Linked DNA regions of Homo sapiens: region 2 is linked to region 1. A link is a contact called in ENCODE Hi-C data. All regions are on one chromosome and are shown on one strand. Each heading gives the region's core, a stretch centred on a gene start or an enhancer-like site at or near the end of the contact. The rest is flanking DNA. Distances are from core to core; before and after follow the strand shown. Region 1 holds the start of SLC16A14 (solute carrier family 16 member 14). Region 2 holds the start of PSMD1 (proteasome 26S subunit, non-ATPase 1).

Region 1 (3,802 bases), core at 950-3,449:
ACCCTAATCTTGCTGTCAAAAGCCTGCTTGAAATGAGTGGATATGAGAGGCACCGCCCAAGGGAACACTAACCATCCAGTTGCCCGTGTTCTTATCAGCAAAAGTAAGATATGTAAACCACTGAAGCCTAGCACCTCATCAAAATGCCCTCACTTGGCCACAATTTCTCACAATTTTCTCAAAATTTTTTTTTCTTTTTTTTTTTTGAGACAGAGTCTCACTCTGTTGCCTAGGCTGGAATGCAGAGGCACGATCTCAGCTCAAGGTTCAAGCGATTCTCGCCTCCCAGATTCAAGCAATATCGTGCCTCAGCCTCCCAAGCAGCTGGAATTACAGGCAGGCGCCACCACACCCAGCTAATTTTTGTGTTTTTAGTAGAGACGGGGTTTCACCATGTTGGCCAAGCTGGTCTTGAACTCCTAGCCTCAAGTGATCCACCCGCCTTGGCCTTCCAAAGTGCTGGGATTACAGGCGTGAGCCACTGTGCCCAGCCTCAATAATTTTTAAATCAAGAGTTGATATAAGATTAGCTGGGCATGGTGGCACGCTCCTATAACCCCAGCTACTTGGGATGCTGAGGCAGGAGAATTGCTTGAACCTGGGAAGCAGATGTTGTAGTGAGCCAAGATTGCCACTGCACTCTAGCCTGGGTGACAGAGTGAGATTCCATCTCAAAAAAAAAAAAAAAAAAAAAGAGAGACAGAATTGATATAAGAAATAGCAATATAGGCCGGGTGCAGCGGCTCATGCCTGTAATCCCAGCACTTTGGGAGGGTGAGGCAGCCAGATCACTTGAGTCCAAAAGGTCAAGACCAGTCTGGGCAATATAATGAGACTCCGTCTCTATAAAAAGTCAAAAAAATTAGCCAGGCATGGTGGCGTGTGCCTGTAGTCCCAGCTACTCAGGAGGCTGAGGTGGGAGGATCACCTGAGCCCAGGAGGTTGAGGCTGCAATGAGCTGTGATCATGCTACTGCACTCCAGCTTGGGTGACCGAGGAAGGCAATGTGAAATACATGTGAATTTTTTTTCAAAGAAACGAAAAAGAAGGAAGAAAAGAAAAAGGAAAAGAAGAAAGAAGGAAATCTGTGGTAGGCAGAATAATGGTCTCCCAAAGATGTCCACATCCTAATCCCTGGAACATGTGAATTTGTTACCTTACATGGCAAGAGGGGAATTAAGGTTGCAGATGGAATTAAGGTTGCTAATCAGCTGACCTTAAAATAGAGAGATTATCTGGATTATCTCATTGGACTCAATGTAATCCCCAGGGTCCTTAAAAGTGGACAGGGGTGGGGGCAGAAAAGGGGAGACAAGGCAATGTGAGTATGGAAAGAAGACAAAATGACGCAGCAGTGCTGGCTTTGAAGATGGAGGAAGAGCCACCAGCCAAGGAATGTGGGCGGCCTGCAGAAGCTGGTGGCTCTCCCCTACAGCCACGAGAAGGAACACAGCCTTCAAGGTGGCCAACACCATGATCTCAGCCTAGTATGACCCATTTCAAACTTCCGACCTCCAGAACTGTAAAATAGTGAATTTGTGTGGTTTTCCTCTGCTATTACTGTGGCAGTTTATCACAACAGCAGCAGAGAATTACTGCAAAACCTTCAGGCGGGAAAAAACAGCACAGGCTTCATCGACTCACACATTCACTTCAATAATACAGAAAACTGTCCAAGGCAAAGCACTATGTTGTGTGCCCTGCTGGGAATGAGGTAGGGAGGTATTGAGATGAAAGTTGTGCCTGGTGCCCACGAAGGTAGGTAATGGACGTGCAGAAAGAGCAGGGAGAGGTGGGACCCAGGGTGGAAACAAGAATGAGGGACTGGCCGGTCACGGTGGCTCAGCTTGTGATCCCAGCACTTTGGAGGCCAAGGCCAGAGGATTCCTTGAGTCCAAGTGTTCGAGACCAGCCTGGCAATATAGTGAAACCCGTGTCTCTAAAAGAGAGAGAATAAGGGACTTTGAGTCCTCTTTGGCCAAAAATATTTCAGTGAGGGTCTGTTTCATCCCTTCTCTCCCATCTCAGAGAAATGGAGGCTACTGCTAGTCTCACTTGCATCCTGGATTAGATTTCAGGACCTTTCCGCCAGTGATAAATGTGCAGCGCCTTAGCGGAACCTCAGCCAAAGCTATAAACTTCAACCGGCCACAAGAGTGTGCATGTGAGGTGACTGCATTTTTTTTCCCTGCCAAACCAGAATTAGCCGGTATAGGAATGAACGAGCATGAAGATTTGAAATTGCTCCGATTGGAAGGAAGCCCAGGTTAGGTTTGGGCACCTCCAAACGCACCCGTTTTAAAGCCACCTGGACTGAGGCGTCGAGCTTTCAGCTCCACCAAACGCTCACCTGGCCTGGCAGCGAGCGGCGGAAGAGCCCGGGAGCCCCTCACAGAGCGCACCGAGCCGGGCGGAGAGCTGAGCCGCAGGCACCCGCGTCTCCAGGATGATAGGCGACATTGCAACAAATCTCTACACCCAGCAGCTCAGGGGGCTCCAAGCAGAGCAGCAAGTTCGAGGATCCGGGCGTGGAGCCGAGTGAGGCCGCAGCCCAGCGGGCCTCGGGCGGTGAGTATCCGAGGCCGCGCGCGCCGCGGGCCTGGGGAATGGAGCGACGCCGGGGGCATCGGAGCCTAGGTTTCAGATGGCCGCTGCACCCCCAGGGACCCCCGGGAAGGGGCAGCCCCAGCCCAAGGCAGGCTCGGGAAAGGCTGCCCGGGCGGTGGAGGGCGAGACTGTGCCGGGGCAGGTGGTAGTGCCAAGGCCGCCGCGGGGGCTTGGGAGCTGCGGGCGGGCAGGGTAACCGGCGGTTCAGGGCAGACCGCCAGGCGGAGCTTGGGGACGCGCGCCTTGCTGCTCAAGCTGGCCGGGGCCCCGCGAGCGTCATCCTGGGCACCCCCGTCCGGCTGGAGAAGCGCGTTCTGCCCGGAGCCCAGCCTCGCTGCCCGGCTGCTCTCTAGGCCCGTTTGGGACTCGAACTGGACAGTGATGAGGCGCAGAGCGGGGGACCCGGGGCTGCGCCTAGGGACTTCGCGGGGTGCGGATGCCTCTCTGCACAGGCTGTGGTGCTGCAGCCGGCCCAGCTTCCCCGGTGGGCTGCTGGCTTCCGAACGCGCCGAGGGATGCGGGGTGCCCGAAGTGGGGATGTGGTCTCGGGGTGCCAAGGGAGCGGGAGCACCGAGCGCGGGTGGGGGCGGGCGCTCGAAGGGTGGGGCGCGAGGCCGGACCCCGCGGGCACGATCCCGCACCCAGGGCGCGCAGAGGCTGGGCCCCCTTAGCGCTTCCGATTGAGGCTCCTCAAGAGAGGCTGAAATGGGGTGAGAGACCGGGGACGGCCATTTCGGGGCTAAACGCTGCCAAGGCCATGACGATGTTTTAGGAGCTGAACTCTGCTTTCCAATTAAGCCATTTTCTTTCTGAGGAAAAGTTGATTCGGGCTCATTAACAAGGATGACTGAGGGCCATTATTGGGGCTTAGAGAGATTCTCCTTTGCCTTGTCTGGCTTCTTTGTTTGCATGTGCGTGCGTGTGCGGCTGTGTGTGTGTGTGTGAGAGAGAGAGAGAGAGAGAGAGAGAGAGAGAGAGAGAAGAGAGGGGAGAGAGGCAGTGTTGGGGGTGGGAGGAGGTAAAACAGGCTTGGGATCCTGCAGGCCTGGGTTCCGATTTGGTTTCCACAGCCTGCTAGTTTAACCTTTCTAAGCTTCATTGCTCCCATTTGATGGCTCAGATTCTTCCTCTGTAAAATGCGGACATTCATGCCAATTGGACTGGAGGAGAAGCCACCAAGCACAGTCCCTGACCC
Region 2 (3,729 bases), core at 807-3,306, 990 kb before region 1:
ATTACAGAGCTGTGGTGGAGGGAGAGTAAGCGTGTTTTAATAGAATGATCAGGGAAGGATAACATTTGAGTTGAGACAAAAGATTGAGAAGCTAAGGGAAAATCTGAGGAAGAGAAGACTAGAAAGGAACAGAATGTGCCAGGGCCCCGAGATAGGAGAGAAACTGACATATCCAAGGAACAAAAAGTCCAGTGTGATTAGGATGTATTGAGTGAAGACAGTACTACAAGACAAGGCGGGAATCAGATCATGTGGGTCCTTGGTTAAGAGTCTGGATTTTACTGTATGCCAGGGGTGTCCAACCTTTTGGCTCCCCTGGGCCACAATGGAAGAAGTATCTTGGGGCATACATAAAATACACTAACACTAATGATAGCTAATGAGCTTAAAAAAAAAAAAAAAGGTTTGTATATAATTTTCACGATGTCCGACCACCACAGTAAGAAAAAAAGTCCTCGAATTCAAAGGGTTGGACACGGCTGCTCTAAACACAATGTAAGCACTGGTGGATTGTAAGCAAAGAAGTATTATGTGATTAAAGTTTTAAAAAGCATAGTCCACAAGAAAAACGGGCTGTACGGAGGTAATGGTCGAAAACAAAGCCTTAAGGCTGATATAGTAACCCAGACAAGAGATGAAGGTGGTTTGGGCCGAGTTAGAAGAAACATTGGTAATGGATGGATTTGAAATAGAATGAGGCCTATAGGTGGCAAGAAACTGAGTGTTTATTTGATCTTTACAAAGCTCTGACTGGAAAAACTTCCTGATACTGAACTAAAATTCATCTCGCGATCACTTGTATCTCTTGGGGACAAAAAGTCTTATTTCAGGTACAAGTGACAGCTCTTCAAATGTTTGAAAGTAACTACGTCTCCCAGTATCTCCAACGATCTCCTTAACCAATCCTCATAAAAATAAAGTTTTGATCGCCTTACCATTCAGATTACTGTCTTCTGCTCACCAGTTTGTTTACAATAAAATGCTTTCTTTGTGGGTCAAACACAGAGTAAGAAAATGAGAAAAGGGTATGTAAATAGGCAACGGAAAAAAGCACCAAGGCTCTGGACAGCTATATGCAAGTCAATCTGTAACGGGGAGCTTAAGTCTCCAATTGAAACTTGATCTCTGTAACTTACTCCATTGCAAATGTCACTACGTGAATCTACCTATGCAATGGTTTGCGCGTATGAAACCTGCTCCGCAGATCCATCCATTCTTTCTTGAATGTACAGTCAACAGACTGAGCACATAACCTCGAAAGGGTATAAGTAGGCTCTCAGTATAAAGGTATCTCCAGGGCGTCTTTAGGGTCTTCGCCGAACCCAAAAGTTCTCTGGGTGTTTTGAATGAACACCCTTGGATCGGACCCAGAAATGACCCACCTCAAACCTAATTTCGGGTTTCATTCTAAGGCGAATGGAGCTCGGCCACGTCCAGAAACACTTCTGTAGCAGTTAGGCTGCCCGATCAGGGGGGTTTGCCTTACTGTTCAATGGCACAGGGGCCCATCCCACCCCGGCCCCCTGCGGGCAAGAACTGGGGCTGGACGACCTCACACGGCCAAGAATGGGAGGCACAGAAAAAAGGTAAGCCCTTCTGGGGTCAGGGGAAGGCCCAGGAAGCCCCTCGGGTCCTGGCGCTGGGGTGTGATTGGGGAGGGATGCCGAGGCGGTCGACCCGGCTCGATTCCCTCAAGCCAGAGAAGCACGCAGTGACCTGATCAGACTCCCAGCCCCCCGGCCCGGGGGTGGGCCCTGGGCAGCAAGAAGCTGCCCAGGCCGGCGTTCCGCCGGGAGGCGCCCAGTCACCGGCCCTGACTCAGCTAAAAGCCGGCGCGGCGGCGGCTCCTCCCTCCAGGCGCTGGCTACGGGCCGCACTCACCGGCCGAGGTGATCATGGCTGCGCCCCTCACTCGCCCGTCGGCTCGCTCGCCGTTCCAGCTGCGCAGTGTATCTGTCAGCTCAGGGGCCGCTCAGTTCACCGCGCCTCCTTGCTCCCCGGGTGCGCTGCTCAGTCAGTCGCCTCCTCAGGCCGCCGGCTCGCTTCTCGCCAGGACCCCGCCCGCCCAGGGGCTGCCCGCCACCCCGCCTGCCGCCCGGCGCGAATTCTCCCCTGGCCTGCGTCTTCTGCGCGGCGGTATACTCCCCAGCCCTCGCGGAAGGGTACACAGAGAACACCATTGTTTTCTCTAAACCTCCTCGAGGTCAGGAGTCCCGCGCAACGGAACACTGGTCTGCACCTGAGGTCAGGCATTAGAATGGCCAGCCCTGCAAAGAGAGGACCCCCACCATCACCCGCCATTGCTGAGAGAAAGGGTGTTGAGGGGAGGTGCGAGCATTGCGCGCAGTGCCACCTACTGGTGGGAGGTCTCGCTGCAACACATCTCCCACCAGATAATGCTTAGGGAATTGGGGCTGCCGCAAACAGCGTTTTTTTTTGTTTTTTGTTTTTTTTCCCAGAAAAGTGGCTTTCAATTGTTTTCTAAAGCAAAACCTATCATAAAAAAAAGAAAATCCCCATAGAAGTGCTTTATTATCATAATGAATCCACAAGTAATCATTGGCTTATTATAAAGTTGAACAATGAAGGTTTTTACTTACTTTTGGAAAAATGTCCAGTGTTGTCAATATATTAAAATGTGCAGTAGTTATATGGCGAAAGCCTTTCCAAGGGAGAAAAAATGTCTTCCATTCTTTCCTTCTATCTGCCCAGGTCCTCTTTCCCCCGACGGCAGTGGGTTCTTCGTTTCTAATACATCTTCAGAAATTTGAAATGGCAGTTGCAATGGCCATTTGCAGTCTTATGCTAGCTTCAAGAAGTCAATTTATTTCAAGAGTCAGTACTGAGAAAGTCTTGACAAGGAATAGGGCAAACGGTAGCATTTTTTTCAGCCACCGGCCTTGCACTATCAAGCTAAACTCTTCAATCGCACAGCGATGGCGAGTTCATTTCTACGGCCTTCTACGTAACCTAGGGGCACAATCAATGTCTTGTGGTTGCCAGTGAATTAAATGTGCTTGATAACACATTTTGTTGTATCTGTGACTTTTTTTGTTTAAATTAGAATTCTTAAACTGTGGTTGTTTAAAATATATTAAATATAATTATTGAACATTTTTGAAGAGCCTGTGGCTCAGATTGAAAGGCAGGGCTCGAGAAGATGTGCATGCAAAGTAAACAGATTACTTGGGGTGTCATTCTACAGAGGTACTTCTTTTTTTTTTTTTTTGAGATGGAGTGTCCCTCTGCCACCCAGGCTGTAGGGCAATGGCGCGATCTCGGCTCACTGCAACCTCCGCCTCCTGGGTTCAAGCGATTCTCCTGCTCAGTCTCCCAAGTAGCTGGGACTACAGGTGTATGCCACCACACCCGGCTAATTTTTGTATTTTTAGTAGAGACAGGGTTTCACCATGTTAGCTAGGATGGTCTCGATCTCCTGACCTCATGATCCGCCCGCCTCGGCCTCCCAAAATGCTGGGATTAAAGATGTGAGTCACTGCACCTGGCTCTACAGAGGCACTTCTACCAAGCCCTCACATGAAGACAGTTGTATTCCCCAAACCCCTAGAGGAGTCACAAACAAATGCCAACAGGTAATGAAAATGAGTAAAGCAGGACCAGCGAAAGAAAATACAAGCTCCACAGGATGGTGAATGGCAACTAACAGTGTCAAGGAGGCACTAGGGGGTGGTGGGGACAGTGATGAAGAGTGAATTCCTGGCCGGGCGC

Evidence for each region. Hi-C counts contacts between places; a loop is a spot of excess contacts on that map. Pooled maps may share reads with other maps.
Region 2: a pooled map shows a loop between it and region 1 (5-fold over the local background). The contact joins the promoter of PSMD1 here to the promoter of SLC16A14 in region 1. A Hi-C loop is called at or near these places in 6 of 50 pooled maps.

The regions. Positions count from the first base shown.
Region 1 is chr2:230,067,321-230,071,122 of GRCh38, reverse strand. SLC16A14 (solute carrier family 16 member 14) reads left to right here and starts at 2,199. Exons shown (of 5, transcript NM_152527.5): 1 at 2,199-2,568. All of the region lies in intron 1 of LOC107985995 (a long non-coding RNA gene), which reads right to left. RefSeq lists enhancers at 2,136-2,195, 2,206-2,325, 2,721-3,491 and silencers at 2,556-2,825, 3,096-3,345.
Region 2 is chr2:231,055,194-231,058,922 of GRCh38, reverse strand. It overlaps PSMD1 (proteasome 26S subunit, non-ATPase 1), which reads right to left and starts at 2,056. Exons shown (of 25, transcript NM_002807.4): 1 at 1,882-2,056. The coding sequence starts at 1,897. It overlaps LOC112268432 (a long non-coding RNA gene), which reads left to right and starts at 1,177. Exons shown (of 2, transcript XR_002959456.2): 1 at 1,177-1,586. RefSeq lists a silencer at 1,966-2,155.